2 separate regions of the Mus musculus genome follow, and region 2 is linked to region 1. The links are chromatin loops, found by intact Hi-C in ENCODE. Cell type or tissue: left cerebral cortex. All regions are shown on one strand. Links, peaks and the distances in the headings refer to the core of each region. The heading gives the core; the rest is flanking DNA. Region 1 has its middle 61 kb from the start of 5430427O19Rik. Region 2 has its middle 67 kb from the start of Mageb4.

Region 1 (16,933 bases), core at 5,633-13,632:
CCAACAAATATTATTTCATTTCATTATAACAAACACCAAACACAAATTCTTCTTTTTTTTCACAAATTGTATAAGAAAGTGAACTAGAACTTATGGAGACTATATGTACAAGAATGGTGAGGGCCAAAAAAAAAAAAAAAAAAAAACAAAACAAAACAAACAAAAAAAAAACAAAAACCAAAACCACCCCATGGGGAATCATTCATCCATTCTTTTATTTTAATTTAACACAGCACTAAAGGACAGGGTTATTGCTAAGTATTCTATACCTGAGAAAATTAAGGTTAAAATGTAAGAAGACTGACCAAGTTGAAACATCTGACACAAGCAAAGCTGGGATTCATGTGGAAAACTTGGATTCATTAGCCCCTCTAGTTTCCACCTTTTAAAACCATCTCATAGATTTAAGTCCGTTCTATGTATCTGAAGCTGAATTAATGACTAATCTGCTTTGTCAGATTAGTGAATATTGTGGGTAGATAATTTTATTTTTGCCATTGTATTAATTTGAATTATTTGAAAGAAATCACTCTAATGCGTTCATTTTCTTTTCTTCCTCTCCAGTCTTCTTCTTCCTATTTCTTTCCTTGTCCGTTGCCTCTTTTCTTCTCAACTTATTTTTTCTTTTTGCCATGGAGATTTAATTGAAGGGAAATTTTGCTTTGCCTGATTGATCAAGGATTCATGCCATTTCTTAATACAGCTAAGGTAACATTTTCTAAAGCTCACTTAAGCACTGCAGATTGAAAATACCCGTTCAGTTATACTGCTATGTGAGTATATTTGATCTACAATGGCTCATGGTCAAGTGCAAGAGTAGAGTGGAGCTGAAAATCTTGAAGTAAAAGATGGCCAAAAGATACATAGTTGCAAATATGTAAGGTGTAATGTATGTCATGTGGACTATAGCTACTAGTAGCAACAGTTTTCTCAAGATTTTTGCTAAATGAATTTTTTTATAGGCAAGGGGGTTAATTACAAGAGCTTATGGAGGTTAATTTGTAGTAACTTCTTTACTTTATACAAACCTTAGAGCACCATATCTTATACTTTAAATACATACAATAAAATTTGTCACATAAAAAGTGCAGCTCTTGACTCTAGCTGCATATGTAGCAGAAGATGGCCTAGTCGGCCATCACTGGAAAGAGAGGACCATTGGACTTGCAAACTTTATATGCCTCGGTACAAGGGAATGCCAGGGCCAAAAAGGGGGAGTGGGTGGGTAGGGGAGTGGGGGTGGGTGGGTATGGGGGACTTTTGGGATAGCATTGGAAATGTAATTGAGGAAAATACGTAATAATAAAAAATATTTTAAAAAGTGCCAGTGCATGGGAAAGAGAGGCTTCGGTAACACAGAGGGATCCCATTTCAAAAAGACAAATGAAACAAAGGAAACGGAGTAATTTTACATAACAGGCAGGAGACTAACATATGAATAAGGGGAAGGAAAGGACGTTGATGCAGGGTAATAAACAATCAGAGCTCTGCTCCAGGAACTGTCCTTTCAACACTACAGTGCTGATACTGTGAGCTGTGCATCCTCTTTTTACTGCCTTGCCAGTGGTGCCCGAGACTATGTAGCTTGTGAGAAACTTTACTGTCTGTATTTTCTCTTCACACATGAGATGAAATCACAGAACTAAAAGGGGCTATCAAAGTTTCCAACAAAGCAGAACTTCCTAACTCATTGTTCTGAGAGGGCTTTAAAATCCAACATAATTTCCATCTGGACTGATTATCTCTCACCTTGCCATATATGCTTCTTTTTGGCTTCCAAGATGTGTTAATGCCATTGCACTTTCCACCCCCTCCCCAGTCATGCAAGCCTCACAAGTAATTCATATTTCTCTCTCTACATAGTGTTCATATCATAGCATATAGGCTGTTGTGGTATTATGCATCCTTGTATATTTTCACTTTGGACACTTTTTGCCATTCCCACTGTTAGTACCTTGGCTTGAGGTCTCATTACAGGACCATTTATCATAGTAGACATTTGTTAGCATTCAGCTGAAAGAGAGCTCTCTCATGCTATCCCTGCCTCGCATTGCTTCTAGAGAGCAGCTGATGTCACGTTGCATTTTGTGATCACACCAATTATCTTATAAAATCTGTACTCTTGGTCCAGGCATTAGGAGTTACTAGGCTATTATTCTCACTTGGTTTGTGTAAAAGCTTATGACTCTTTCCTCCCCTCTTATATATAAAATTCATTATGTTTTCTTGATGATCCCCAGTATCAGATTTATCCAAATTAGAACATCTGATATTCCCAGCTTTGGTTAGTTTAGAAGTTATTTTCTTTTTTCTGAGAGCACCAGTGATGCCTTTGTGTGATAATCATCATGTTATTCTGCAGATTGTAAACATGTGCAATCTCTTAACGGGCCTGACAGATTGGGAGTTTATTGAGAAAAATGATTATCCATACTAATCTTTCTCTTAAGGGACCTTACATGCAATTTAGACTCTTTATGAAACAAACAAACAAACAAAAAAACTGAACAAACTTTAAACTTGACTTGACTAGAAAGATGGTGAATAGTTTTATGAGTGTGATATTCTGACCCTCAATATAAACACAACTTTAAAGTTGTTAGGTAGTTAAATAATAGGAAAATGCCCTTTTTTCTTCTTTTTGATACTGAGGCGCTGTTGGGAGCTGTTTTAGAAGTATGGAGACAGATAGAAGGCAGAGTTCCCTAATACTTTAAATTTTAGATGGATGTGGTATAAATCATTTCTGGAGGTGACATAGTACCCAGCCGTACTACTGTATCTGAGAGGGCTGTTAGATGAAAGTAATCTTTTCTAAACTCAAACTGACATGGGAACAGTTAAGTCTGATTTGTGAGCTACTGAAGTGTCATCTTTTATTCTTCTCAAAGACTTTAACAACTTGAAGGTGAGAACAAAGAGAAGGAAAGAAATGAAGGATCATTTATTTTTCTTGATGTTTTAAATTGATGTCCATCAAAATCTCCTCTCTAATGACTTGCAATGATACAATTGATGGGTCGTAAAAATGTTCACTAAGTTTTGACAAATTGGCTCACATTTTTATTTTGGTTTTGGAGTTTCAGCTTTGTATCTATTGATAAAACTGTGTACTATTATTTATTTATTTATTTATTTTTCCATTTTTTATTAGGTATTTAGCTCATTTACATTTCCAATGCTATACCAAAAGTCCCCCATACCCACCCACCCCCACTCCCCTGCCCACCCACTCCCCCTTTTTGGCCCTGGCGTTCCCCTGTACTGGGGCATATAAAGTTTGCGTGTCCAATGGGCCTCTCTTTCCAGTGATGGCCGACTAGGCCATCTTTTGATATATATGCAGCTAGAGTCAAGAGCTCCGGGGTACTGGTTAGTTCATATTATTTAAAAGAAGATACACACACACTCTCTCACACACATACATATGTATACACTGAATTTTTTATGTTGTTTTAAATAAAAAATATTCTTCCCTCATGGAATACCCTACCACAGTTTCTCCTTCCTTCACTCCTCCCACTTCTTTCACCTTCTCTCTTTCTCCCAGATCTACCACCACTCTGTTTCTTCTTGTGAAAACAGCAGACCTCAAAGAGACAACACCCAAACAGAGCAAGTCAGTGAGCCTGTTCATGTTCTCCTGGTGTCCCTGATTCCCCCTGACTCCTACAATCTTTCCTTACTCTCTTCCACAGGGTTCCCTGGTCTCCAAGGACAGGAATTTGATGGAGATGTTCAATTTAGACTCTCTTTCTCTACAGTGTTTGGCTGTGTGTCTTTGCACCCTCCCCGATCTGTTGCTGGAGAAATCCTCTCTGGTGATAAGCAGACAAGATACTGAACTATGAGTATAGCAGAATTAACAGAAGGGATACTAATGTTCATAAACATGTACTATGACTTAGCATAATTTCCTAGAGTCTTTTTCCCTTATTTTATTTGGAATGTATGAATATGATTCCACATTCTAATTATTCATTATTCCTTTTCTCCATTAAGGTACAAGAAAGGGTACAAAGTTAATTCATATTTTACAATTAAACATGCACCCAATTCTAATCGGGCTATATAACTTCTTTGAACTATAGAAGATTAAAATGCAAAAGAGAATGGCCAAAGGATTTGCTATGCTTTTTACTTGCAACTACAAGAGGAAGGTCATTATTATTTTGTTGCCATTACAGGGATAAGTTATCACTGGAAGACATTGATTTTTTGGTATCTTTATCTTTTCTAAGCAGTTGACTAATCAATTAAATAATATCTGTGTACCTATTCTACACCAGGAGGAGTTTTAGGTGCTGGCATCCAGTCAGTTCACTCTTTTTGTTTTGTTTTAAGCGTGAGGACACCTTTATTAGCTTTGAAAAGGAAAATCCCAGGGCACACAAGATGTGAACCTCCGCAGCTGGCCTGAGATGAAAAATGGAGAAGAAAAAGAGAAAAAGTCATGTTGTTTGAGTTAAACTAGAATGGAGGAGGTCTGCCCCAGAGTGTACCAGCAGCCATGGGGTGGGAGGGAAACCATAGAGAAAGAGTACAGCTCACAGTGTTAGGGAAAACATGCTTGAAGGGAGAGAGAGAGAGAGAGAGAGAGAGAGAGAGAGAGAGAGAGAGAGAGAGAGAGAGAGGGAAAGAGCGAGAGAGAGAGCGAGAGAGGGAGGGAGGGAGAGAGAGAGAGAGAGAGAGAGAGAGAGGGAGGGAGAGAGAGAGAGATACCTACAGCATGGTCAATCTGTACTAACTGTTCAATAGTTTTCTTTTTTTAATGTTAACTTATTTTGTGTGTTCTGTAAGGGGATTTGGCTGTGCCTATGTCTGTGCATCTCTTGTCTGCCTCCTGTGGATAGATTCCAGAAGAAGTGGGGATCCTCTGGAACTGGAGTTGCAGATGGCTGTGAGCCACCATATGAGGGGTGAGTATTGAAGCCCAGTCCTTTGGAAGATCAGCTAGTGCTCTTAACTGCCGTGCAATCTTTGCAACCCCAGTAGCTCATTCTTAACTGATTCATTCGCATCTCTAGTTGTATGACCACCTCTAGATACTGTCTAGAACAGGTCTACTTTTTTGGATCACAATCTTTTGCATGGTAGGTACATGACAAAATATTTTCCAAAAACATCATTGAGCATGGTGTGGTGCATGTCTTTAATTCTAGCACTTGGGAGGCACAGACAGGTGGCATCCTGTGAATTTGAGGCCAGCCTGGTTTATATAGCAAGTTCCAAGCTATAGAGAGACCCTGTCATATATATGTGTATTTCTTCTGTCCTCAAAATCCACCTTTTATTTGACCTATCTTAGTGGCTAGTGACTGATGGATTGCCAAAGTCTATGTCTGCTTTGACTGTTACACTGCCCATCCTGTTCAAATATTGTTTCAAGAAGGCCATTCGCATCACACGCATATCTAGTTTCAATTCTCCAAAAGCTTCTGGAGAGAGCCGAGCAAGAGAGCATCCTCTGAGCTGTTGTCTTCGCTGCATTTGTATTTCTCTATTTGTTTTTAGACAATGTTTTGTTTTATAGTTCAGGCTTCCCAGGAACTCTGCATATGTCCCAGCCTGGCCTCAAACTGGAGATCCTCCTGCCTCTGTTTCTTGAGTGTTACAGTTATAGGAGAGGGCTGTAATATCTCATTTGACTTATTTCATAGATCAAATTTGATTTTTAACTGTTTTTTGAGGTTTCACTTATTTTTTCCATTTTTTATTAGGTATTTAGCTCATTTACATTTCCAATGCTATACCAAAAGTCCCCCATACCCACCCACCCCCACTCCCCTACCCACCCACTCCCCCTTTTGGGCCCTGGCGTTCCCCTGTACTGGGGCATATAAAGTTTGCGTGTCCAATGGGCCTCTCTTTCCAATGATGGCTGACTAGGTCATCTTTTGATACATATGCAGCTAGAGTCAAGAGCTCCGGGGTACTGGTTAGTTCATAATGTTGTTCCACCTATAGGGTTGCAGATCCCTTTAGCTCCTTGGATACTTTCTCTAGCTCCTCCATTGGGAGCCCTGTGATCCATCCATTAGCTGACTGTGAGCATCCATTTCTGTGTTTGCTAGGCCCCGGCATAGTCTCACAAGAGACAGCTACATCTGGGTCCTTTCGATAAAATCTTGCTAGTGTATGCAATGGTGTCAGCGTTTGGATGCTGATTATGGGGTGGATCCCTGGATATGGCAGTCTCTACATGGTCCATCCTTTCATCTCAGCTCCAAACTTTGTCTCTGTAACTCCTTCCATGGGTGTTTTGTTCCCACTTCTAAGGAGGGGCATAGTGTTCACACTTCAGTCTTCATTTTTCTTGAGTTTCATGTGTTTAGGAAATTGTATCTAATATCTTGGGTATCCTAGGTTTTGGGCTAATATCCACTTATCAGTGAGTACATATTGTGTGAGTTCCTTTGTGAATGTGTAACCTCACTCAGGATGATGCCCTCCAGGTCCATCCATTTGCCTAGGAATTTCATAAATTCATTTTTTAATAGCTGAGTAGTACTCCATTGTGTAGATGTACCACATTTTCTGTATCCATTCCTCTGTTGAGGGGCATCTGGGTTCTTTCCAGGTTCTGGCTATTATAAATAAGGCTGCTATGAACATAGTGGAGCATGTGTCCTTCCTACCAGTTGGGGCATCTTCTGGATATATGCCCAGGAGAGGTATTGCTGGATCCTCCGGTAGTACTATGTCCAATTTTCTGAGGAACCGCCAGACTGATTTCCAGAGTGGTTGTACAAGCCTGCAATCCCACCAACAATGGAGGAGTGTTCCTCTTTCTCCACATCCACGCCAGCATCTGCTGTCACCTGAATTTTTGATCTTAGCCATTCTGACTGGTGTGAGGTGGAATCTCAGGGTTGTTTTGATTTGCATTTCCCTGATGATTAAGGATGTTGAAGGTTTCACTTATTTTTAAGTGGATAAGTGTTTTTCTGAATGTTCTATTACACGAAGTAACCAAGGAGGCCAAAATAGGCCCTTTGATCTCTAGGGACTAGAAGTACAGACAGTTATTAGCTGCCTTGTAGATGCTAGGGATTGAATGTGGGCCTACTGGAAGAGCAGGCAGCACTTTTAACTCCAGACGTACCTCTCGAGCCCACAGATTTTATTTATTTATTTATTTATTTATTTATTTATTTATTTATTTTTGCAGTATTCATGAATATATCAGAATTATGCCTTGCCATTTTCTCATTACAAAACCATACATCTCACATTATATACAATAGATTATAACACCATGTTATATTCCAATAACAAAAAAGCTGTGCATGCTGAGTCACTGTCTCCCTTTATTTCACCAGTTTGTATACACATATCTTTTGCCAAGTAACTCTCCATGTCCCTTTACTAAAAGAGGAGTGTGTTTCCTTACTGTCAGACTTTACATTACAGACCTGGCTTGCTTTGGTCTACAGGATGTAAGCCCCAGCAACTCTGCTAGATTTGAGCTGAAGCCTTATGAATGTTTCAGTTATACTATGCACTTCAATCTTCAACGTAAAATTTCCATGGCACAGCTAGTCTACTGACCCGAGGAGATTGAGAAACATGCATGGCAGAGGCAGATTCTACCCAAAGCCTTGAGTTAACCCAGTGAGCTCACCCAAGCTCAGCTTTTTCAGCTTTTGATAGATGTGTGAGGAATATATGTTTAGGATGATTTATCATTGATACTTTGTACTTATTTACTATGTGGAAGTGGTTGAGTGTAAGAGTTTGAATTTTCAGTCCCAGAGATTTGGATTTGAGCAACTTACCTGAAGCTTCAGTATCAGCATGTGTGATCATAATCATGCACATACATGTAACTTACATGTAATCTTAACACTTAGCTTAGTACTGTAGAAATAAATAAGATGGTGCATTGCAGTGTTAGGCAGGGTTATGTTTAACATCATTGTTCTACTTACAGATGCAATGCTAATTTGGAGCCTAGAAACCCAATGAGATAAGGGACATCCATGAAGTCCAAGATGAGGATTCCAATTTCAGAGCCTATGATGATTTAAAAAGGAATGCAGGGCCTCATCTTGTCTATTTAGCTTAATGGCTGTTGAGCTTCATAAATACACTGCTTATGGAAGGTAAGTAATTGTCTTGGAAATGTTTTTTTTTTCTTTTAAATGAAGTGAAAATTACATCCATCCCCTGGATTATAAATTGCAATTAGGCATATACTGTAGTTAGCATGTCTGACTTATGTGTGAGCAAGAGTTTGGGTAAATATGTGCGAGATTTATTTTGTAATTTTCCACATGTCAAGAGAAAACAGCTTCCTCCCACCCCATCCCATCAGGTCAGAATAAATTGACTCGATATAAAGTTGTGGCCAAAGGTTGAAATTTCCATGTGATTGATGGTCAAAGCACTCGCTGTCGGGACCTCCTCCACTTGCATATTACTTCCTAAGCTGGAATCTATTTTGTGTAAAATATTGAGACCATCACAGTTCTTTCTGCCTCTTGTGTGACCTCGAGAGTGAAGAAAAACAGTTTGTTAACTTCATTGTTAAGGTAGATTAAAAAGCACTGACTTGTGGTAAATACATTTTGTAAAGTCTATGGCTAGTTTTCATGTCTTCACGTATACAGTGTTCACATATGGTTTACTAACTAATTAAACAATGAACTCTCAGCTCCCAGTTAAAGTTTTCCTGCAGAATACATAAAGTCTCTGGAGAGGAGGTGGCCTTTTTCCTTATTGTGACCATTTCCTTCTGATTAACTTCCATATCCATAAAGAGAAACCTCACAAAGGAGTGCAAGCAGGGCCAGAGGCAGTTGTAAAAAATGTTATAGTTGCCAGAAATCCAAAATATCCTCGACTTGTCTTTGCACCTTTCATTTTGATATATTGCTAATGAAATTAGTGCAAATTCTTGAACCTCATTTTATTCCTAATTGCATGAACATGTGTGCATGTGTACAGTATAGGTATACCATTGTTTTTTATTTAGATCCTGTTGAAAACTGACTTGGGCTATGATTTGGGTACATTTTTTAATGAAGCAAAGTTGATGTTTATTAAAAGAGAGACATTGCTGGGATTTTGGATAACTTGTTATAGGGATAAACTTTAATGGAGGAGAGAATTCTGTATAAGTTGAGAAAGGGGTTGGTATGTGGTTCATTTCAGAAATTGGTTGGTATTTCCCCAGAATATTTACTCCTTAAAAACCCCTTATATAGAAGATTTTAAGATGTGCTATAGTATTGGATCTATGAAGAAAGAAGATAATTTTGCAAGGGTAATCATATAGAGATGGCATATAGTGAAGAAAAGGGCAGTTAGAAGTCATCCTGTAGAACCCTGGTGGTCCTCTCTAGCATGGAGTGGTTGCAGAGTACATTCTTTATCAAATGCGACACCAGAAGGCACATGCAAGAGTTAGGAATTTTAAATAGAAAACTTCTCAAACTTTATAGTAACCTCAAATGACAGATGTCTGGAAAATCCCTTTTAAATGTTGATTTGGCTGGCAGTCAAATATTTATGGAGACTAGGTGGGGGAGCATATCACATTTCTCTTACAAAGAAACTTTATAGAAATAATAAACTGCCAAGCGTGGTGGTGCACGCCTTTAATCCCAGCACTCGAGAGGCAGAGGCAGGCAGATTTCTGAGTTCGAGGCCAGTTAGGAAGAGAGAGAGAGAGAGAGGGAGAGAGAGAGAGAGAGAGAGAGAGAACATGCACAAGTTGCTGCTGCAGACAATTGGACTCTCATCCCCCTGACATGTTCCAGGCAGAGAGATCATGCAGAGAACATCACAGAACTGTGCCACCACAGGGACAAGGAGCCGATTATCTTTATGTTCTATTCTCTTGTTGATAGTGTCTCTTGAAGTTGGTAACTTCAAGGCATTTCTACTCTGCCCTTTATTGGCAAGAATCATTGTTGCATCCCAATATGGCTCTTAGGTAGAAGGAAGGCAGACAATGTGTAGTGGTCCACTCAAGCAGCAAGAGTTCTAGAGTCAGCAGACTGAGTGTGAGTAAAATCCCAAAGGTCATCTTCTATAGGGCACAATGCTTCCTTTGTTTTTATTTGAAAATAAGACAAAATAAATAAACCTTTCACAATTTTCACTTTTCAAACAAACTAGTTTGTTCTAAATAGTAAGTTGATTGAATGAAACATTTCCAGGGCTCTGTTCTGTTTCCATGAGTTTTTATTTTTTTTCCAAATTAATCCCCTTTATTCCTATTGGCATAATGAATGTATACCAATGTAGAAGCTCGGATTTTTCTCACAAGCAACTCTAAAATAAGAAAAGCTAATTTTAGCCCCAAATTCACAAATTTATTAAGGTTTCTTCTATGCAATTTATTTTTTGTACCTTGACATTTTCTACCTTCAAGGACTTTAATTATGAGTCCTGGCCACTAGATGTCACTATACACCAGACTAATATCAAAATACTTGCCTGCAAAAGCTTAACATTTTCTTTGCTGAAGTTTCCAAAAAAGTTATTGACAAACATCCGTTTAAATTGTCAACATTTTCTGGTGTAAATAGTCACATTTTACAAGTATAAAGTTCAAATTACAAAAGATCTGGTCATTTACCAGGGAATCTGGAACTTACTAGGGATTTTTAAATAATTTTGGAATAATCCCAGCTCTGTCACATATTGGGCAAACACAAGTGTGAGGACTAACTACATTAATTCATATTTAATTATTCAATTTAAACCACGTTTTAATACTTCTTAAGCCACTTTAAATAGAAAACTTCTCAAACTTTATAGTAACCTCAAATGACGGATGTCTGGAAAATCCCTTTTAAATAGTTGATTTGGCTGGCAGTCAAATATTTATGGAGACTAGGTGTGGGAGCATATCATATTTCTATTACAAAAAAAACTTTATAGAAATAGTAAACCGTGGAGCATGGGTGGTGCACACCTTTAATCCCAGCACTCGGGAGGCAGAGGCAGGCAGATTTCTGAGTTCGAGGCCAGCCTGGTCTACAAAGTGAGTCCAGGACAGCCAGGGCTACACAGAGAAACCCTGTCTTGAAAAACCAAAAAAAAAAAAAAAAAGAAATACTAGACCTTTAGACTGAAGGTGAATTTACACACACACACAATTCTTATAGGAATAAAAAAGCCTAATTTTGTGGTACAAAAGCCTCCTTGTACTAGGGGTTGGCAGTGCTGGCTCATGTCTTTGATCCCATCACCCAAGAGGCAGAGGAAGGAGGATCTCTATTAGTTTGAGGCTAGACTGATTTGCAGTGTGAGTTCTAGGACAGCCAGGGCTACATAGAGAGACCCTTTCATGAAAAAACAAAACACAAAAGAAACAAAAAAGAAACATACTAGGGCCCTAAGATATCTGATTCAATAAACTCAGTGTTTAGAAAAGATAGCTTGAGCACGGAGCTTGCCTAACACCAAAGTTTCAGAACTTGATCTCCAAGAAAATTTTTAAAAAAGATAAGTATAGAACAAATATTTTCCTTTTAAAATGAAAAAAAGATTTTATTCCCCTTTAAAATAAGAAGTTTCTTATGACACTTTCACATGTATATGACACTGTGCTATGTATGCTCATATTTGCCTAGTCCTCTTTGGCCTCATCCTTCAGACACAGCTCATTCCCCAAAACGGCCCCTAAATGAGACAGTTTGATCTGCTTCTTTCTATTTATTAACAGGAGGAAGACTTAATGCATGGTAAAGTGAACTTTGATGCTCCACACAAACCACTATGATTTTGGAGAGCTGTCTGAGCGTTAAGTCATCCTAAATGCTCAATTTGTCTATAGTCCCACACAATTATCTAGTCCATATTTTTAGTTCTTTCCTGTCTCATTTTTTTTTTTTTGTCTAGTAAGCAAATGCACATGCGGCCCCCTTTGTACGATGATATTTTTGAAGTTAGAAATTGTGTTAATGCCCTATTGTTAATGTAACTAGTTAGCACATGTATGTCTTCAAATAACATAAAGTAATTCTCTTACAGATCAGGTGAGACCTCCAGAATAGGTTTCGATAATGCTAGATTCAAATTCCTGCCTGGCTTTTTTCTTCATGATGCCTTAAGAAAGAACCTGTCCTTGTCTCTTTTAGCTCTAGAGGTTGCTAGAATTGTCTTTTCTGTCTCATAGACTCTTCTTTCCTACTTTTAACAAGCAGTAAAACACCTTGACTTTTCTCTGATTCCATGTTTGCATCTATTTTTGTCGTACAAGGACTATTTTTTATCACATTGAGATCCACCAAGATAACTCAAGTTAATCTACTTAGCTCAAGTTCTTGAAGTTAGTCAAATCTTCAATGGCCCCTTTGGCACAAAAAAGGACCGTGTGCAGTTTTCAAGAATTAGGACATGAAAGAGCTTTTGTCTAACCTACTGCAGTGTTGATATAGTACATGCCTCACCTCGGAGCCCATGATCAATAGATAGAACTATGATATGATGGAACATGAAATGTTATGATAAAACATCAAATGTTAATTTGACAACATGATGCTGTGTCAGCGAATGACTCAAGATTAAAATGACATATTTGGGATCCGTGGAAGTCACTTGCATTTAATTTTCAAGGAAGCTTAAATAATGTTTTAAATTTATTCTCTGACAATTTCATACATCTACATAATATATCTGTATCATATCCACTCCACCCCTCCACTTCTCCTGGAACCTCCACCCCCTCCCACCTTGATTCTTCCCCCTCCTTCTTTTGTATAGCACACCTAGTTCAGTTAGTGTTACCAGTACGCTCAAGGGTGTAGGGCCATCCACTGGAGATACACGAGCTGCCAGCAACATTCCCCAAGACAATAGGATCCTCCACCAGTAGCCATCACTTAGCAATACCTCCTCACCTAGGAATGGGGTATTGTTATCGACTCTCCCATCTGTGCTGTGATATTGCCTAGATTGATCCTGTACAGGTAACCGTGGCTGCTGTGAGATCATGATACAGACACCACATCAAGAGCTGAGCACTCAACCATCACCCATCTTCTGCATTTTGATCAACTATTAGTCTCTACATTGATTGATGCCTACTGAAATTTCTGTAACCAAATAAGGTTTAAGATATAGTATTGGGGAATCAACGTACATCCTCCTGTATTCTAAGTAGACACTATATCACTGAGCCACACCCTGAGTTTCCAGTATATATTCTGACAAGGCTTCATTGATAAGAAAATGATTACCTAAGTCAATATTCAGATACAAAGTGTAGATTAAGTTGTGCACTTCTGTTGAATTAAATCATATTTATCTCTCTGCTACTACAATAAAAACATGTTGATGTACTTTTCCAGATCATCACTTAGCTTAGGGACCAACAAAAGACTGTGTCTATACATACTTATATTTTCCTTAAGGCACTTTCCCTTGTTTTTCAAATCAGGCTGAAAAACATGGAAGGACGCGGCAGGGGGTGGGGCAGTCATAAAGAAAAATCTTGTGAGTCTATAGAGGAAAATTAGATAAAGGCAATCTTAATCTCATTATTTTCACTTCATATTTGTCTAATGTTGTTGACATTTCCGTGTTATCTAATCTTGAACATACTTGAAGCTATTATTTTAAAAAATAAAGGACAACATTTTGTCAGCACGCCACCTTATGTGGAATAATTACATTGAAGAGACTATCATTTGAATACTTCAACTTTACACCGAGTTTAAATTATGCATTTCACCAGCATGCAATTAATTGAAGGAGAGACACCTGCAAACTAATGCCATCAAATCAAGTGTGTAAGTAGAATGTACACTTAAGTGAAGTGGCCTATCTCCTAACATTCACATATGGCAAATTTAAGATGTCAGCAGAATTAAATACTGCTCAATTAGAAACAGGCCACTTAAAGAATTGCAGTCTTCTGCAGGCACAGACAACCTCACTTATTCCACTTGGATGAGTTTGACATATATTCTACCCAAATTTGTCTTTTGAATGCCTATTATAATGAAATGTGTCCTTCACGTACATTTATTAGCTGTGCTTAGCTAATAGCTATGCCTTAAATACTTAGTAGTATTTAATATAGAATTTAGGCAAATTGAGATTCAGTGGGTGTCCCTGAATCCCCTGATGCCCTGTAAATAATTGTGTGCATGCACACATCTTTATGTGATTGACTCTATCAATGGACAACCAATATCTATTTTTTTCTATTTTTTTTGTTACTACAAACATAGCACTTTGCCTGGGACATGCTTGGTTAAATAGTGCACTATGCCTATTTCTCTATTTTCTAGCTACGGTGCCCAATGTGATTTAAGTATAAGGTGTTTTAAATAATTAATTATTTCCTTTGTGTTTATGTTTTTTTTTTCCTTGCTGTGCCTTGCTCTCACAGAGGCAAGAAGATGGCAGGTCACCTGGGACTGTGATACAGACAGTGGTGAGCTGTTTTGTGGGTGCGGGAAATCAAACCTAGCTTATGCTTTTAACTGCTGAGCCGTCTCTTCAGCCACATGTTGACAAGATTTGATTTCTCCTTAAGGGATTTCATAGGGAAAGCCTGTGCCATATCCTCTTAGCTTTTTCATTAGTTTTTGTTTTTACTGCCCAGAAGGCCAGATGTGACAGATGTTACTTTAGCAGTCATATTGGAACTTCTGTTTTGTTTTATGGCTCTGGAGAGCAAACCAAGGGACTTCTGCCTGCTAGACAAGTGCTGCAAGCTAACTCTGTTCTGAGCTCCATTTTGGAGCTTTAAATTCCAGGCAAATAAACTTTAAAAAAAATACCCTGAATCCAGAAATGATAGTACATGCCTTAAATCCCAGCGCTTGGGAGGCAGAGACAAGAGCATCTATGAGTTCAAGGACAGTCTGGATGACAGAACAAGTTCCAGAACAGGTAGGGCTATTTAGAAAAACACTGTTTCAAATAACAACAGCAGCAAAAACAAAACAATCTGGAGCAAAGTTCAGTAGTGAGTGCCTATAAGCTTAAGATTGAAGCAGGAGGGTCATAAGTTCAAATCCATTCTGAGCTACATAGTTTGATGCTAGTCTTTTGTAGGAAACCTGTCTCAAAAACAAAAATATAAGTGTGTTTTAAAAATGTTTGTATTAAGGTAGAATTTACATAGAGTAAAATATTCTGTTCTAAAGCAGACTGCTCAACTCATTTTGTCAAAAGAATACTAGGACCCACAGTATTTCCATTATCCTGGAAACTGGTGCAATCACTTTATGAAATAGTAGTCAACAATAAAAATATAAATTAATGTATAACTACAGGAAAAAGTACCAAAGACATGCTTCAGACTAAACTGAGCACAGACTTACCTGGTGTTCTTGATTATAGACTGGAGACACTGTTTTGTTTTGTTTTGTTTTGTTTTGTTAACTTCATAGCTATGAAAATCAATTTACCAAATGACGTCTTTGTCTCTAACTCTATCATCTATCAATTATCTATCTCTCTATCTCTCTATCTCTATCTGTCTGTCTGTCTGTCCGTCCATCCATCCATCCATCCATCTATCTATCTATCTATCTATCTATCTATCTATCTATCTATCTATCTATCCATCTATCTATCTAATGGGGCCAGGAGCAGTGGGATGGGGAGGATCAAGCCTGGAGTAAGACTGAGATTGAAGCATGTCCAAACCCAGGAAACTTGTTCTGAGATGAGCGGGAGAAATATGTCCCAGTGCACTTAGCCCTGCCCTCCCCACCTTTGCCTCACCAGAGGAGTTAACATAGCTGAAAGCCAGGTTAAACTTCCTTTGCCTTTATAAGGTCATGTCCAGATCCACCTGGAATTCATCCTCATGCAAATGAGGCATTCCTAGCACCCTGGCCCTGGTCAATGATGTACACATCCCAATAGTCCCTACTCACCTCCCAAAGGTTTAAATAGTTTTTGCCCCCCGCCTAAACTGAATCAGTTCTCCAAAGCTGTTCCTGGGTGTTCTTTGCCTGTGCACTCACTGTCAAGCTGCACTCATCCAACCCCCTAAGCTTCTCTCCCTTCAGTCCAGCCTGCTGTGCAACAAGCCTGGATACCCCGAGGGGAAGAAGCAGATGTAGGCTGGCATTACCTATCATCTATGTTGATTAGTTTTAATGTCAACTTAATTTACCAAAGAATCACCTAAGAGATTCTTATTGAAGGACTTCTGAATCCCCTTTGTTTGTGAGGATTGCCTTGATAATAATTGAGAGGAAAGGCCTGCCCATTCCAAACACTGCTCTTCCTTGGATTTGGGTAATGGGCAATGCAACTGTAGAAAGGGGCCTGAGCCACATACATACATACATACATACATACATACATGGCATACATACATGCATGCATGCATGCATACATACATACATACATACATACAAGTAAGAACGTACCCATTCATTCTTTCTGAATTTGACTGCGATTGTGACTACCCCCTGCAAGTTCTTGACTTGACTTTCTCATACTGAGACTTGAGCCTGGAATTGTAAGTCAGATAAACCCCTCATGTCTTAAAATTACTTTTGTTAGGGTATTCTATAACAGCAATAGAAATGAACATAGGGCATCAGCTATCAATGAACAATTCTCACCTATTGTTTCTGTTTTTCTCAAGAACCCTGGTAAATAAGACATATTCCAATAGCAGTAGTGTTTATTTAAACAGCTTCTGAGGGACTACTGACATTGTTAACCATTTAATGGAGCCTGTGATCTTTGAAAAAGAATGGGCTGTTCTAAAAAATATTGGGGTGGTGGTGATTTGACGACTTCTGGTAAAAAGGAAAAGAGAAAAGAGACCTGGGAATACTGGAGACACAACTACACTTTTTAGTTAAGAATTGAGAGTTTCAATGGGGAATTTGAGTTTTCTTATATAACATATATAACATAAAAAGCTCTCTTCTCTATTCAGCATAAAATGAACGTGTCCTGGATTATAATAGACATGCTCATTCCTTTTCTCCTTTCT
Region 2 (16,933 bases), core at 6,098-14,097, 390 kb after region 1:
CCCATATGAAATTCTCAAAGATTAAATAGAACTATAAAATGTTTTTTTTTCCATTTTTTATTAGGTATTTCGCTCATTTACATTTGCAATGCTATACCAAAAGTCCCCCATAGCCACCCACCCCCTCTCCCCTACCCACCCACTCCCCTTATAAAATGTTTTAAGTTAAGAAAAGAAGACAGCAGGTGATTCAGCTACGTTTGATAGAACAATGAGGTCATATGAGCCACTGCATCAGGAGATATTATTTTGTCTTTTAGGTAAATTCTCCTAAATTTTCAGGTTTCAGGGTAAGCATTGTTCTGGCATCCAACTGATCTGTTTGTCTTATTCAGTTTGTACACTGATAATGCAGTAAAGTAAGGTATTTTCCCTCAGGCTACAAACCCATACTGTACCTATATTTAACTTGATAGACAACAGGACATAGCCTCTGTTGAAGAGTACAGATGTTTCTTTAAGTTTGACTTCAGTATTTTCATGTTAACTCTTGGCAGGACCTGGCCTTCCTTCTCATCACAGTTCTGAGATTTACATTGTATTTTTGTGAGTTGTTTTTTTAGTTGAGATGACTCTCATTAGGTAGCCCAATTTGGCATCAAATTTGCAGATATCCTACACTACATTACAGGTATGCACTACTGTTCCTGGCTCTGAAGTTCATACTTGAAAGTACCTTAGAGAACTTCTGAGCTCAGTGGTAGATTGTTTACTTAGTGTATGGGATTCTAGGGTGATTCCTCACTGTTGCAAACAACAACAACATTAGCAACAGCAACAACAGCAGCAGCAGCAGCAACAACAAAATCCTATGAAGTGCACTGATAGATGAAAATCTTAAAAGGTATGTCAAAGTCAGAAAGACAAACACGAAATATTTCCTTTCATCAAAAATATCTAGACTACTTGTAACTGCCGCCATGATGCCGAAGGGTCCCAAGCAGCAGCTGCCTGAGTGGATCAGAGACAGCGAGGACACAAGCCAGTGGACAAAGTAGTGAAGAAAGGCAAAAAGGACAAGAAGACATTCTTTGAGGAGCTGGCAGTAGAGGACAAACAAGCTGGGGAAGAGGAAAAATTGCAGGAGAGGGAGCAGCAACAGCAGCAACAAAAGAAAAAGGGAGACACCAGGAAAGGCTGTCAGAATAAGGATGTGGACTATGATAGTGTTGAGAGAGTGCTCATGGAGCAACTTAAGCATCTGTCTATGTCAGCCAGTGATGAGCAGGATGAGGTACCTGCCCCCATACCCCGAGGATGGAAGAGGGCCAAGGGTGAAAATGCTTTTGAAGCCCTGATTCAGGATGAGAGTGAGGAGGAAGAGGAAGAAGACAATCGTGTTCTCAAGCCGCCAAGCCAGAGAAGATTCACATCAATAAAGTCATGGCTGAAGAGCCACGGCTCAGGAGTAAAAGGGGAAATGAGGAGAAATCAAAAGGGAAAGCCGAGAGTAAACCTGCTGCTGCAGAAAGTGAAGGGGAAGATGCGGAAGACACAGCTAAAGAAAAGGAGCCTCCTCAGCAAGTGAAGGACAAAGACAAAAAGGAGGCAGAGCAGGGTTCACGGGAAGAGAAAGAAGAGAAAGGAGAGTTGAAGCAAATGATCCCTATGCCAACGTTAGCAAAAAGGAAAAAGAAAAAGCTAAAGAAACAGATGGATTATGATCGACACGTGGAGTCATTAAAAGCAGCTAATGCTGCAGAAAACGACTTCTCTCTGTTCCAGCCAGAGGTGTTTTCCAGCCAGGCAATGTTAGGCAGGTGGATTTTTGAGTTTGAGGCCAGCCTGGTCTACAAAGTGAGTTCTAGGACAACCAGGACTATACAGAGAAACCCTGTCCCGAAAAACCAAAAAAAAAAAGGGGGGGGGGGGAGAAGAAAATGCATCTGACATCAAGTTGGAAAAATTCAGCATGTCTGCCCAGGGCAAGGAGCTGTTCGTCAATGCTGACCTGTACATACTGACCGGTCGCTGCTATGGGCTGGTGGGACTCCATGGCAAAGGCAAAACCACGCTTCTGAAGCACACTGCCAACTGTTCCCTGAGCATCTCCCCCTAACATTGATGTGCTGCTGTGTGAGCAGGAGGTGCTGGCTGATGAAACACCAGCCTTGCAAGCTGTCCTTTGCGCAGACACCAAGAGACTGAGGTTGCTAGAGGAGGAGATGGCTTCAGGGACAGTTGGAGCAGGAGGATTCCACTGCTGCTGAGAAACTAGAAAAGGTGTATGAGGAACTGAGAGCTACTGGGGCAGCAGCTGTGGAGGCCAAGGCAAGGTGGATCCTGGCTAGCTTGGGCTTCGACCCTACGATGAAGAATCAGCCCATACAGACGTTTGTTCTCTGGGGGTTGGAGAATGCGTGTCTCCCCGGCCAGGGCACTGTTCATGGAACCAACACTGCTGATGCTGGATGAGCCCACTAACCACTTGGACCTCAATGCTGTCATCTGGCTCAATAACTATCTTCACGGCTGGAGGAAGACGTTGCTGATTGTCTCCCACGACCAGGGCTTTCTGGATGACGTTTGCACTGATATCATCCACCTGGACACCCAGCGGCTCCATTACTACAGGGGCAATTAATTACATGACCTTCAAGAAGATGTACCGGCAGAAGCAGAAAGAACGGCTAAAGCAGTACGAGAAGCAGGAGGAGAAGCTGAAGGCTGGGAGCAAGTCTATCAAGCACGTGGAAAAGCAAACAAAGGAAGTCCTGCCTTGAAAACAGTAGAAGTGCTGACAGAAAAACCAGGATGAAGAGTTTCAGGAGCCCCCTGAGCTCCTGAAGCGTCCCAAGGAGTACACTGTGCTTCACCTTCCCAGACCCCCCCCCCCATCCTCACCCCCTCCCCGCCACTCAGTCCACCTGTGCTGGGCCTGCACGGTGTGACATTTGGCTACGAGGGGCAGAAGCCACTCTTTAAGAATCTAGATTTCAGCATCAACAAGGACTCCCAATTTTTCATTGTGGGTCCTAATGGTGTTGGGAAGAGCATACTATTCCTCCTCCTGATGGGCAATCTGACACCAACCAATGGGGAAATGAGGAAGAACCATTGGCTGAAAATCGGCTTCTTTAACCAGCAGTATGCAGAGCAGCTGTACATGGAGGAGACGCCCACTGAGCACCTGCAGAGGAGCTTCAATCTGCCCTACCAAGATGCCCGGAAGTGCTTGGGCCGCTTTGGCCTGGAGAGCCACGCCCACATCGTCTAGATCTGCAAACTCTCTGGTAGGCAGAAAGCCCAAGTTGTGTTTGTAGAGCTGGCCGGTCGGTAGTTTGATGTCCTCATCTTGGATGAACCAACCAATAACTTGGACATAGAGTCCATCGACGCCCTGGGGGAGGCCATCAACGACTATAAGGGGGCTGTGATTGTTGTCAGCCACGATGTGTGCCTCATCACAGAAACCAACTGCCTGTTGTGGGTGGTGGAGGAGCAGGATGTCAGACAAATCGACGGTGACTTTGATGTCTACAAGCGAGAGGTATTGGAGGCCCTGGGTAAAGTCATGGTCAACGTCCTAGGGATTGAGCTCCCCTCCTGGAAGCCTGCTGCAATAAGCTCCTATGGCTGGAATCTAGGCCATCTCCCTTCATCCACCTAGAAGCCTGCTGTGTCTGCTGCCAGCTGCAGCCACATGGGCCATGAAGGGGGTGTGTTGCCTTGATGAGTGTGAGAGCATCCATCCATGTGGATTGTGTCCTTCTCAATGAAGGACTGTGTTCCCCTTGAGGTAACTGAGCTGGCTTGCCCACACTGACTTAGTCTCTCTTCAGACAAAGGTGATCTTTGCTGTGATGGGTTCCCCTCAGGCCAAGTTAAGGTGACCTCTTGTCTCAAGACATTTGCCACTCAGAACTGGCCCTGGTCCCTCCTTTGGAAGGGTACTACTGACTCATCTGACACAAAGAGCCAGAACCTCTGGGCTGGAGACAAGTGTCTGAGACCTGTACTCTCTCACCAAAGATCTGGTGCCTGTGGTCCCTTGTCTCATGGGGACTTGAGGGCAGGAAAGGAGAGCTCCTGAACTGAAGTCTCCTTTACAAGGGAGGAAATAAAGGAGTGGGGTGCTGAAAAAAACTAGACTACAAAGAAAAGACAAGAAAGTAGAAAGGGAAATATTGGGGACAAAGGAGATCATTAGGATGGTGAATAGAATAAGAGCCCATGAATGCAGGACACACATGATTGATGTATATTTAATACATGTATAAAAGATTATGTTGAAACTATTATTATGTACAATACTATGTATTACTAGTAAGAAGTAAATAAAGGGAGAATCATTCTCAACGTCTCTCTTCCAGAGAAAAGAAACTTTCTGGGACCCATACAAGGAAGTGTAAGGGTGACTCATTCAACCATCCCTGCCAAGGAACATGCAGTGATGATAGCTCAGTAGACCCTGCCTGTCTTGAGCTCCTCAGTCCCTAAGTCTTTACTCAGTGTCCTCATCTAAGAGCCCTGCAGGGCCATTGTCCTCCTTGTTCACTGATGACTGCACATTAAGAATAATGGTCTCATTTCCTCTAAACCTGAGGCAAAAAACAATGGGCATCCATGAACCAAATGATATATTTGCCTTCACAGAATTAAAACACATCCCTTCCCTAGAAAAAATATCAAAAAGAGAATAAGAAGAAACCTCACAAACTTGGAGAAATAAAATTTTTGTAAAGAACTACTTGATAAAGGTCTGTTTCATAATATTCAAGAGTATCTACAACTCAATGATAAATACAAAATTCAGTATAAAATGGAGAAAAGATCTGAAAAGATGCTTCCCCAAATGATACAGAATATAAGTATGTATGTCCTAACATTATATGCTCTAGACAAATGCAAACTAAAATAGAAATGTAATACTACTCCACATCTATTATAAGAGCCCAAATCCAAAACATTGATGACAGAACAGCTTGGTGGTTAGGCAGAAGTTTCTGAGGATGCTAGAAACTGCCAGGAACAGCTCTGCTCTGAAAATATCCCCCCCAAAACAGAAAGGTACAAAAGGGTAGGAGTTGGGGACAACTTGGAGACACTGGATTTCAGCTTGGGCTTAGTAGTGTTTCTCATAAGCGTGGACATGGTCCTTTTCATCTTGAGACATGATGACTAGTTTGAGACAAATGACGAGAGTGTGAAATGAAGTGCAGGTGATACAGGCACCTAAATATTGTGCAATAAAAGCCCTCATTCATCCCTGGTTAGGATGGAAAATAGTACAATTAGTTTGGAAAGCAATTTGGATGTTTCCTACAAAACCACACAGATTTTTACCATTGACTACAACCATTATGCTACTTGATACTTACCCAAATAAGTAAACAAACAAACAAACAAACGAAAAACACCTATGCAATAGTCTGCACAGAATGATTTATGACAAATTTTTAAAGATTTTATTTATTTATTTATTTCATGTATGTGAGTACACTTAGCTGTAAAGATGGTTGTGAACCATCGTGTGGTTGCTGGGAATTGAATTCAGGACCTCTGCTCGCTCTGGCCCAAAGATTTATTCATTATTATATCTAAGTACACTATAGCTGTCTTCAGACACACCAGAAGAGGGTGCCAGATCATACCCGTGGTTGTGAGCCACCATGCGGTTGCTGGGATTTGAACTCAGGACCTTTGGAAGAGCAGTCAGTGCCCTTAACCTCTGAGCCATCGCTCCAACCCAATTTATGACAATTTTATTTGTAGTTGCCCAAACTGGTAGCAATCACGATGTTCATCAGTTTGAGATCAGATAGACTGGTGGTACATTTGGACTATGTTATTAAAAAATAGAGACTTGTCCTCTAGTTGTGACTTGACTAGTTCAAATGGACACAACTTGAACAAATATTGTATGTTAAAGGCTCCACAACTAACTTTTCTTAAAAAAAAATGAGTTATAAATCCACGAAAAGATACAAAAGAAACTTATGCACATATTACTTAGTGAAAGAGATCAATATGGAGAAGATTCGCTGTGAGTATTCTATCCAAGATTCTTAGGGAAAGGCAAAACTGTGAAGACAGTAAAATGTCAGCGGTATCTAGCACTCAGAGGGAAGTGTGACATGACCATAGAGGGCGAGGCATGGTTTTCAGTAAAGTGATGCTTTAACAATGAATATAAATTATGAAATTTATCAAAACCCCACACAATATGCAACACCACAAGTGAAGTATAACAAACTATGGACTTTAGAATCTGATATAATGACATGTAATACAAATTTACTAGTGTGTAAGAAATGTACCACTATACTATGGGATGCTGTTAGCAGGGAGGTTGTATATGTTTAGGAACTCAAGTTGCATAGGCACCTTTACATTCTGTTCAGGATTTTGTAAACTTAAAACCGCTCTAAAATAAAGTCAGTTCTTTAAAACCATATGAAAGCTTCTGCCTCATTCTTTTCTCCTTAATATAAGGACTGAATACAAGGGACCAAAGGGCCAGGCCATTTGTTTTCCCATATATTCATTTGTAGGTTATGATCTCAGTTCTCCTTTACTGTACATTATTAGATGTTGAGCAGGGTCTGAGACTTCCTATTTCTTGACCTAATGTCTTCCCTATTAAAAAAAAAATATGTCTAAGTAACAAGGAGGGCCCAAAGTGGGGTGTGCTTGAATTTCAATGAGAAGGATAATTAGATTAGACATGGGGGGTATTGGGTGGAGGGGACATGGGAGGGGAGCAGTGGCGATGGTAACAGGAGGAACGAGATAGGGGAGGATAGAAAGAGAGAGAGTACTCAGAGAGACAACTGGATTGAGAAGTGGCATCTCTGTGATGAGCTAGAAACATAGGACAATGGAAAGTCCCAGGAATGTATAAGTGTGATCTGAGCTAAGACTCCAGTAATGGGGAGTATGGAGCTCAAACCTACCATCTCCTGTAACCAGGCAAGACTTCCAATAGCCGGACTGGGGCACCAATCTAGCCACAAAATCTCCCATCTACAGTTTCTTCTGTCTACAAGAACATAAAAACTGAGCTGCCAACCAGAGAGAATGCCTGGGATAGACCTAGGCCCTCTACCCATATGTAACAGTTGTGACGCTTTGTCTTCATGTGGGACTCCTAACAGCAGGAGCAGTGGCTGTCTCTGACTATATCGCCTGCCTTTGGATCCCTTTCCCCTAACTGGGCTGCTTTGTCTAGCCTCAGTAGAAGAGACACCTAGTCTTACTGAATCTTTATATGCCAAGGCTAATTGATATCTATGGGAGACCTCCCCTTTTCTGAGAAGGGGAGGAGGGATGGAGAGGTTGGAGGTGAGGTGAGAGGGAGGGACTTGGGGGGGCGGGGGGAGGGGGAGAGGATGGAAGGGGAAGCTTGGATTGGAATGTAAAGTAAATAAATAACAATTTTAAAAACAGTACCTTTTGTGTAGCTCTCGTTAATGGGATTTAAGGTGACTGACTTTATCTTTCCACAAATATCCTTCATTTCTAAGATGTGGCAGACAAGAGCTGAAAAGACATCTCAGTCAGCAAAGCACATACCTTAAAACTCTACCTGAGTTCAGTTCCCAGGAGCTGAGTGTGATGTGTAATCCCAGCGCTGGGCTGAGTGTGACGTGTAATCCCAGCGCTGGGCTGAGTGTGACGTGTAATCCCAGCGCTGGGCTGAGTGTGACGTGTAATCCCAGCGCTGGGCTGGCAGACAGAAGCAGATCCCAGGGCCTTGTTGGCCAAATACTAGACCAGGAAAAAATGCCTGAGGGGGAAAAAAAGTGGATAGCTCCTGACAACAAATAACTACCACACTTGACCTCTGACCTCATCACACACATGTCTCTACTCCAGAAGTGTCAGACAGATTGCTGTTTTATGTGGGATTTCTGATTGGGAGTCCAAACTCGGTTCAAAGTCTAAATCACTGTAGGACCTTCCTTCTGCTAAGCAGGGTGGGTATGAAAGTGGTTTTGTCTTACATTTATGCCTGAAATCTCGATAATGTTTGACAGAGAATAATACAAGGGTCTCACTGAGAGAGGCTTTGTAGTTTTAGCACTTTTCAGAGTGTTTACTTTGTACCTATCACACCTAGGAAAGCCTCTGTCTCAAGGCTGGAGTCAGCCAAGGCCTGAGACCAAGGTCTTCATTTCCAGAGATTTCCAAAGGAGAAATTAGCCTCACTCAGTGAAGGCTGTCTGTGAACTCTGTGACCTGACCACAGTGACGGGATACTATGCACAACTTGGCTCTGGGTGAGTGCTTCTGGGGTTCATCTTCCTCATCAGGGTTTTCAGTTTCTCATAGATTTCAGACTACCTCCACTCATGTGAGTCTCCTTCGGGTAAGGCAGACCCTGGGAATCTTTAGTAATTATTAGGGTAGTAGAAGCTCCAGTCGACATCTCTGCCTGACATGTTTTCTATCTTCTCCTCTTTTAGGAATCTCTTTCATTTCATTCACATTCCTGGGTCACAGAATCACTGGGAAACACTAAATTATATGACCAATTTCCCTGTACTATAGTGAAATCATGACATAAGGCAAAGACCTCGGACAGACATTTCTTTAGAAAAACACAAGATTGTTCTATTTTTTTTTCATTAAAAGTAAGATTTGGCCTCACATATTCACATTGAAAAGGCTATAATTTTCTAAAAGGAAATTGTCCTGAATGATGGAATATGAGGACATTATTATTTGAGTTAATCTGATTTTCAAACATAATCACCATTTAAGTAGTATTTTCTCTTTCCTCCATTCTTTTGTTCTAGTAATGTATTAGACACAAAATCTCTCCTTAAAAGAAGAATCATGATTGGGCTGGAGAGATGGCTCAGCACTTAAGAGCACCTACTGCTCTTCCAGAGGTCCTGAGTTCAATTCCTAACAACCACATGGTGCCTCACAACCATCTCTAATGGTGATCTGATGCCCTCTTCTGGTGTGTCTGAAGAAATCAACAGTGTACTCACATAAAACAAACAAACAAACAAATCCGTTTTAAAAAAAAAATCAGGATCTTCTGGCAGGGTCTAGCCAGGTGAGTTCATCTTATCCTCTCCCTAATGCCCAGGCTAGCCTGGGTCTCACACCAGTTTCTTGGCCTAGTCTGGTCACTATTGCCCTAGCTGACCCCAAAGTCCCCACTTCTGCTAAGATCTACTGTCCCAAGCCTACTGGGCCCTCCAGTACCACATCTAATCTCCATGGTAAACCAGATTCTGTATAGCTTTTTCCAGAGCCCAGGACCCAACCAACCTATACCTAATCTAGAGGCCCCATTTGAGTCATACCTTACCTGTTAAGACAGCCATATCCTGCACATCATTCAACAGGATCTTGTGGGACAAGTGGACCATGCCACAAGACAGAAGTTGAGTAGGCCCAAACCCCAGGAAAAATCAGAATTGAGAACAGCAGGCATGGGGCCAGCTCCCTGCCAAGACCTACTTATTCTGGAACACATGATCACGACACCCCACTGAGAGGGCCATGACAACCAGTTATGTAGGGACAACACCTGAAGTCCCTGCCCATACAAATAGAGCATCCTTAACATCTCAGACTGAGCCAATGGCAGCATCTACCCTTGGATCCCACACTACTCCCAAAATATTTATGAGGTCCCTGTATACGTGGAATAAAGTGCATGAGTTATTTCACCAAGAATCATCTGAGAGTGGTTGTTTTATTGAGCTATAACACTCTTGGGAAGGGTTTTCTTTCCCTAAGAATTCATTGCTGGACCTTGGATCTACCCCCTTAGGCCTAGCTCATGCCCCTGCTGCAACCGCTGTGGCTACAAGCTGTCCACAGCTGCCCATAGCCACTTGCTGTTGATTATAGCTACTTCCCACTGCCTGCTTGCCTAGCGGCTCCAGCTGTGGCTCCCAGCTGCTTGCTGCAGCTTAGCCTGCCATCACTGCTGCCCCTGGCACTGGCACTGCTATGGTAGCGGGAGAGAGCTCCCCCTAGTGGAGTGGATAAAGGACAGCTGGCAGTCTGACCAACTCAGATACCACCAAGGCCCAGATTCAAGGCTTTGACTTGACTTACCCCCAAATCTACATCCTTTGTGAACAGTTGCGGGGAGTCAAAGGGCCAGTCCAGCTGACCCAAAGCTGCAGGATCTCCACGACACAGGACAACAACAGGATAACCAGGAGGAGTCCTGATGTGGATTCAATATTGATGGTTTCACAGAAGCCAGAGACCTCAAACCAGAACAATGACTCATTGTAACAGACATTTGCAAATGAAGATGTGTGGACAGAAGGATATACTGTGGTACAAACTGTGACATACTGCATCTTCCACACTACATCTTCCACGACGATATATTTTCTATGCGTGTGTGTGTGTGTGTGTTAATTTTATTTTAGGGGAGAGGTTCAAGGATGGAGTGGGATACAAGGGGATAGGGAGGTGACACTGCAGTACATGATGTGAAACTCACAAAGAATCAATACCATGGAAAGCTGGACAAAATCATTTCAGTCACCACAGAAAAGTCAAGTTGAAGCACATACAAACTTGGATCCTTAAACTCACAGCAAACAGGAAAATGGGAAGAAGAACAATTTAGTTCACTCCATAGGATCTGCATGAATCCCAGCTTGAAGACGACACCATGTTCAGTGGGAAAACTGAGAAGTAGTGAATCTTTATATTGTTTGGGAAAGAGTTGGCATCACCAATATGGGAGATAATATGTCAAAAGCTTGTAAAGCTGAAGTTATTATTTGTTACTATTTGGCAAATATACACTTTGGTAAATGGTTTTAGAAAACTAAGAAAAAGTTAAATAATGTGTATTCTAGATCTCCTTGTAAAACAATATCAAACCACTATTAATTTGGAAAAATAAACCGTTTTATAAGGAAAAAAGTGGGGTGGCTGAATAGACTACAAGAAAACTCAGAATATTAAATATAAGGCCCAGCACTGTCATAAAGTGAAGGGGTAGACAAGAGTAGTCCAGTCCAACAGGCACAGGAGAGGTTGTTCTCCTAGTATCTCCTACTACATCAGACAATGGGTTCAAGCCTTGTAGTTTACCAGTTGTGTGAAACTGCACATTACCAAAATCTGTAAGCTTCAGGCCTTTCATATGTGAAATGATTAGGAAAAAAGCCTTGTCTTTCAAGAATGCCTAAGTATGTATTAAATATGTAAAATTATGGGACTAATTTTTTTAAATACAAAATCTTGTTATGACTCATTTTCTTTCCATATTGCAATAAAACACACTATTTTTTTAAAGCCAGGAACTATGTTGGAAATTAAAGAAAACCCTCTCGGATAAAGTCAAACTTACCAAGAGAAACCAAGTGCTATTTTTTTTTTCCTTATGAAAAATCAATTTCAGTGTGAGGTTGACTTTCTCAGTTGATACAACATATTTTTTTCTATTGTTCATTTGTTTTGTTGCTTTGTTTTGGAGAGTGTGTTTCAGTGTGGCCTTGGCTGTCTTTGAACTTTCTCTGTAGACAGGGCTGGCCTTGAACTCCGAGATGTGCCTGTCTCTGCCTTAACAGCGCTAGGATTAAAGGCATGTGCCACCACTGCCAAGAACAGCACAATTTTTTTTTAAAAACATACTTCAGGTACCTTGAAACTTCCCTTCTCTTGAGTTGGCATTCAACTAAAGCCACTTCAACTTTTATCCCTCTAACCTCTACTGGAAATATTTGAAAGTTGCCAAATCGCACACAGTGTAACCTGATGAGTGTCCTCTAAAGGAGCACCCTCTGGATGTCCCAGTCCATGACAAAGAGTGCCAGCACAGGATTTTCTAGGTGTCTCACTTTCCTTGAGCAATGGCTCCTTTTTCAGATTATGAGTATATACAACACCCAGGGTATTCAGTGATCTTTAACTCCTGGCAGAGCCTTACAGGATGCATTCTAGTCCTGCCAGTTCTCTCCCAATTCCCCCAAATTAATGCCCAGGGCATTTTCCCAGTGTTAAGAAATGAAGCTGTGAAAATATTTTCGCACATCCTACTCTAACCCTATCCAGTAGCCAATTTTAAATTCTTTCCCACTGAAATCCTCGAGGCTTCCTAAGACCCAACTTTGTATTAATCAAATAATCGCTAGTTGATTACATTCCTGTAAAATACTCTTTCTTTACTTCCTTTTTCTGGACAGTATAATTAATTGAATGGTTATTTACTACATCTTCGTTATCTTAGCCCTCCAGTATTAGCATAGAATCACTAAGAGTAGATGGTCAAATTATGTTTAGGGACCAATTAAGCCTATGAACATTTGGGCCTAACTGAATAGTACTTACGTGCACAATTTTTAATTGAAAATTTTCATACAATAAATTTTGATAACATTGTTTCCCCTATTCAACTCCACCTAGATAAATGAAACAAAGACATTTATATATTTTTATTTTTATTTTATCATATAAAGAGAAAAGTTTTAATGCAAATATTAACCAAATTACCATTTTTCTCGTTCTCTATGTCATCATATATTTAATGATGAATTGTTTAAAATTTCTTTTATAAAGAAACTTATTCTGCATACCGATGAATTTGTACGAACAACATAGTATATTGAGCTAATCATATTGATACAGAAAAAGAATATTTGAAAACTGAATTAAACAAAAAGGCAGATAACTTTCCAAATTGCCCATAGAGAACAAGAACAGAAAGCTATTCACTCCACTTTCTCTAGTTGCAAACTGTCCATCATCAGCCCTTTCTTTCGATGTCCTCTTGAACTACAAGGTCAAATAAAAAACTCTTAACTTCACTAGGTGTGAGAGGACCTGCTTGACATGGCTGTGGGACCTTTAATTGGCATCTGTTGTTGTTTCAATGACTGCAGCTGCAGCTCTTTCTTCCTCATCTTTCAAAGCCTCATCATACCGAGACTGGAAGACATTTGGAACTGTATGGTTGATCTTAGCCCAAAATTCCAGGATTTTCATCTTGCTTGTCTCAGCATGAGACCTGGGACCCCACAGAAATTCATAGCTTGCAGGATCGCTGTTAGGCACTGGCTGATACTCCAGGTATTTAAGCTTCACTAAATCTTGAGTGATAAGCTTCCTGGGTTCCCCAAAAATGAAATGTTTCTTTCCATCGTATATTTTCATTCTATTCAGGAATTCCCAGATCTTTTCCTCAGTAGCACGATTTCCTTTCAGGAAGATTACCCCTAGGAGATTCATGAGCAGGCCAGTCTTGGGAAATCCCCTTCCTTTGGTCACAACACCGTCGTTAGGGAGATTCATTTTGCTAACAAGGGTGTAGGAATTCTTCATAGAATCCACTTCCTTTATGTCTACACCAAGAACCACCTCTAAGTTGAATGAAGCTCTTGTGAAGATCTCATGGAAGTGTTCTCTATTTTTTTTATTGATCATCTTCAACACATCTGCTTTCAGAATGTCCCTTTTCATTCTACACATTTCCATCATGTAGCTCACCACCAGGCGGACTGCACCAATGAGAGACTTTATAGGGCGCTTCACAGTAGAAGGTGAGGCCTGGAAAGAGCTATGTTTTCTCTTAATTTTGCACTTAGCTCCTCTATATGATCTTGTGAGAGAATCACTCATAGACTCAGCGGTAGAAAGGGCTCTCTGAGGCACCTTGGAAGTGCTTTGTAACTTAGAAGCAGATTCTTTATGGGTAGTAACCCCCAAATGAGGAGAAGATGGAGGGAAATGGCTTTTCTCCTCTGCTGCAGGGGCCTGGGCACCCTGGAGATCCTGGGTCTCACCTCTAGCCTGGTGGCATTTTCCTCCAGCATTGAGCCTTTTTTTCTGACCCCGAGGCATATTGATCTTGTTCGGTGTGCACTAGCAAACCAGTGATTCTGCTACCTGGAGAGAGATTGAGATTGCATAAGTACGTTCAACAGAGAGATAACTTTTGGCTCTAAGGAGCCCACCTTTACAGGATTTGGTAAAAGTACTGCTCTAAGAACCCACTCTGCCCTTGTTCTGACCAGCCTATCCTCTGATAACCCTATGGAACTAATTAAAGTGTACTTTCGACTGCAGCCTGCCACCTCATTTGGTGTGCACTGAGAATGCAAGTGGTAGTGGAAGGCTTAATTCTGATGGATCCCCTTCTCTCTGAGATAGGAAGATCTCTCAGCTTCGAAGCCAGTGCCATTATCATAGCAAATTGTTAGTAAACCTGGGCCCCTTCCTTATGCAGCACTCATTTTGGATTAACTCCATCTAATGCTCTCATTCCCTCCCAGGGGTCCTTAGGATGAAAGGAAAGAATACCTGAGCCCTCAAAACTCTTCATGGTTTACTCAGTTCTAAGAGATGACATAGGCTCACTGAGAATTCACGTCCAGAAATATTCTGCCCACTGAATCTGCGCCTCTGTTAGATAATACCTCCCTCTCTGGGACTTTCTGTGCAAATACTTAGTGTAGTAGGTTTACTGGGGTCACACAAGGCTAAGGAAATCCCCTAGGGGATAGATTTAGTGGGACCCTGTAGATTGCGAGACTGCAAATGCTCTCCTTAATCCAAATTCAGGGTCTTAAACCCAGATGACTTTTAGAAATTCACATTCAATTGATTCGACAGATGCTGACTCAAGTCTTTCTTCCAAGGCTTTCTTCCCATCACAAGGGGAATGAGGATGACCTATATCCTGCTACTATTGCCTGGAGTCTCTCAATACTGGGGTGTGTTGCTAAGGAATGTCACTATTGCAGAATCCTTGCTTTTTAGGTCCTTAGCATATCAAGTGGCGTCAGGATCTCTGTGATGTTCTGACATAAGTAACACAAACTTTGAATGAAACCTAGACCTTCTTCACTCACCTTTGAAGTAATCATTTCAAGCTTCAATGGCTCCTATAGTTTCTCAGATGTTACAGGCGATAGAGAACTCTCTGAGACTACCTATTTGAGAGATATTTCCTTTAATCACCACTCAGAGTCTCTCAACTGATTTTGACCAGGACACTCCATTGCTGAACTGGTAGCCCATCCATTGAATCTACTTATGCTGCATTCTGTGACTTTCCAGGCACAAATGAGGGACATTCCAGTCATGGAATTCTGTCAATTGAGTGTTTTCTCTGAATCCTAGGGTCCCTTCTTCTCCCTACACAAGTTCACTAGCTACAAACATACTCCTTTCCTTCCTTGGTCCTTAGAGTGAAAATGTACATACACTATATGTAGGTACACTATAATGGATAATGGGTTTTCTTCAGGCCCTTACTGAACTGGAAATGGGGCTAAGTCTTTTGACATCACCTCTCTTAAGGAGTGGACTAGCAGACACAGAGGATTCCTCACTGTACTGACTGAAGTGCCCTCACTCACCAAAGGAAGTCACAGGCTTCCCAACAAGAAGTAATGTAGGCAGGATTTGTGGGTTTGGGTGGCAGTACAGGACAAGACAAGGGCAGGGGTGGGGAAACATGGGGACATAGGCAGAAATTTATGAAAATCATTGTTTAGGAAACAATTCTTATTCTTACACGCACCTGTCAGCTTTACCTTAGTTTTCAACAAGAACTCCTATACCAGAATTGGGGTCCCCACCCATTATGTTCTATTAGGCTGTTCGCTTTGACCTTCAAGGCAGAAGTGAGGAGCATCACCAATTCCTGTTCATGGGCAGGAGTGGATTCAGTGGAGCAAGAATCCTCCCTCTACTGACTCAAGGCTGCTGCCCTGAAATGTAACACCCACCTTGTTTAGTTCTAGACCAGAAGTCTGGACTGTACAAACTAAATGGTCAACACCCAAATGGAAACAAAGTTGAGTTTTTTGATAAGCCTCCACACCCCCACACCTCCACTTTTAGAGAGCATCCTCCCTCTTAGTACTCATCTGAATCACACACCTCCTAAACAAAATTTACATTTCCCTCAGTTGATAGGATCTGGGCAGACACACACCTCCCAGCAACAGTTGACAACCTCTAGGCAAAAAAGATTCCTCCCTCAAGCAACTGATAGGATCTGGGCAAGCCCAAACCTTTCTCGATCCACTGGGAGAGTCTCACTTTGCGCCCCCTTCTGGAGGTTCTTAGGTATGTCAGCAGGAGCTGAATGGCACACCCTGGTTTAGGGGCAAAAGATCTTTCATCAGCATTGGGTCCCCCAGCTTTACTATTTTTAACCAAAACCTCTCTCTTGCAGATAGAGGGCTCATAAAATCCTATTAGGCTGCTTTTTGTGACTTTCCAGACAGAATAGGGGTCGGGGAGTGTACTCCAGAAACATGTTTGCTGACTCAACAGAGTGGATTCTATGAATCCTGTGTTCTCTTGCTCTATGGAATCCAGCTCACCAATCTCTCACCAGTCTCAAACATAGTCCTCATCTTCCTTAGTCCAAACACAGCTCTCACCTTTCTTAGTCTTTTGAGTGAAAAATCAATGTAAATTACAAATGGTAACTACAAGACTATGGTACCAGCCTTTGGCCAGTCAACACTATCGCTGTCACTGAGTGCAAGAAATGCTACATGGCTATGCTATCTGAGGAATTCTAGAGTTGACTGATAGCAAGTTTGGGAAGATCTCCAAATGATGCCATTTATTTTATGGTGGTGTATATTTTGTCCCATTCATTGGGGGAAGTGCCACTATGATCCTGTGTCTTAAATGTTTCTTAGAAAACATGCCATTTCTACAAACATTTGAAGTATTCATACTTCATAGATTTATTTAAAGGTCCATGTCCCAGGTTTGGGATGGGATCAAGACACTGCTATATATACAAGGCAACAGGCCCAGAACAGGTGATCTTGAAAAGAGAGAAAAAAAAAAGATGTTGTTGATTCCTTGTATCCAAAAGTCAGAATGGGCCACTTACATTACTCCCATTTTCATATACTTACCTATTTTGTGGGAAGGACATTTAAAGGATGCTCAACTCACTATGCTGTTGAATAAGTTTCAGATTACTTGACTTTACATATGTAGTCATGCTGTCAACATGTATTTTCTT

What was found. Hi-C counts contacts between places; a loop is a spot of excess contacts. Peaks named below come from ENCODE experiments on the same cell type or tissue, not always from the same donor. Only the 100,000 strongest peaks of a DNase experiment are listed, where the experiment ranks them.
Region 2: a loop joins it to region 1, with 5 times the contacts of the local background. A loop is called at or near these places in 2 of 42 quality-filtered maps.

The regions. Positions count from the first base shown.
Region 1 is chrX:85,922,774-85,939,706 of GRCm38, forward strand. No RefSeq gene overlaps it. Among named protein-coding and RNA genes, the nearest start is that of 5430427O19Rik, 61 kb to the left of the region's middle. In left cerebral cortex, for the core only: a CTCF peak has its summit at 10,398 (motif pointing right); a DNase peak (open chromatin) is centred at 10,410.
Region 2 is chrX:86,315,160-86,332,092 of GRCm38, forward strand. It overlaps the pseudogene Gm8844 and the pseudogene Mageb8-ps. Among named protein-coding and RNA genes, the nearest start is that of Mageb4, 67 kb to the left of the region's middle. In left cerebral cortex, for the core only: a CTCF peak has its summit at 9,918 (motif pointing left); no DNase peak of the experiment used is centred there.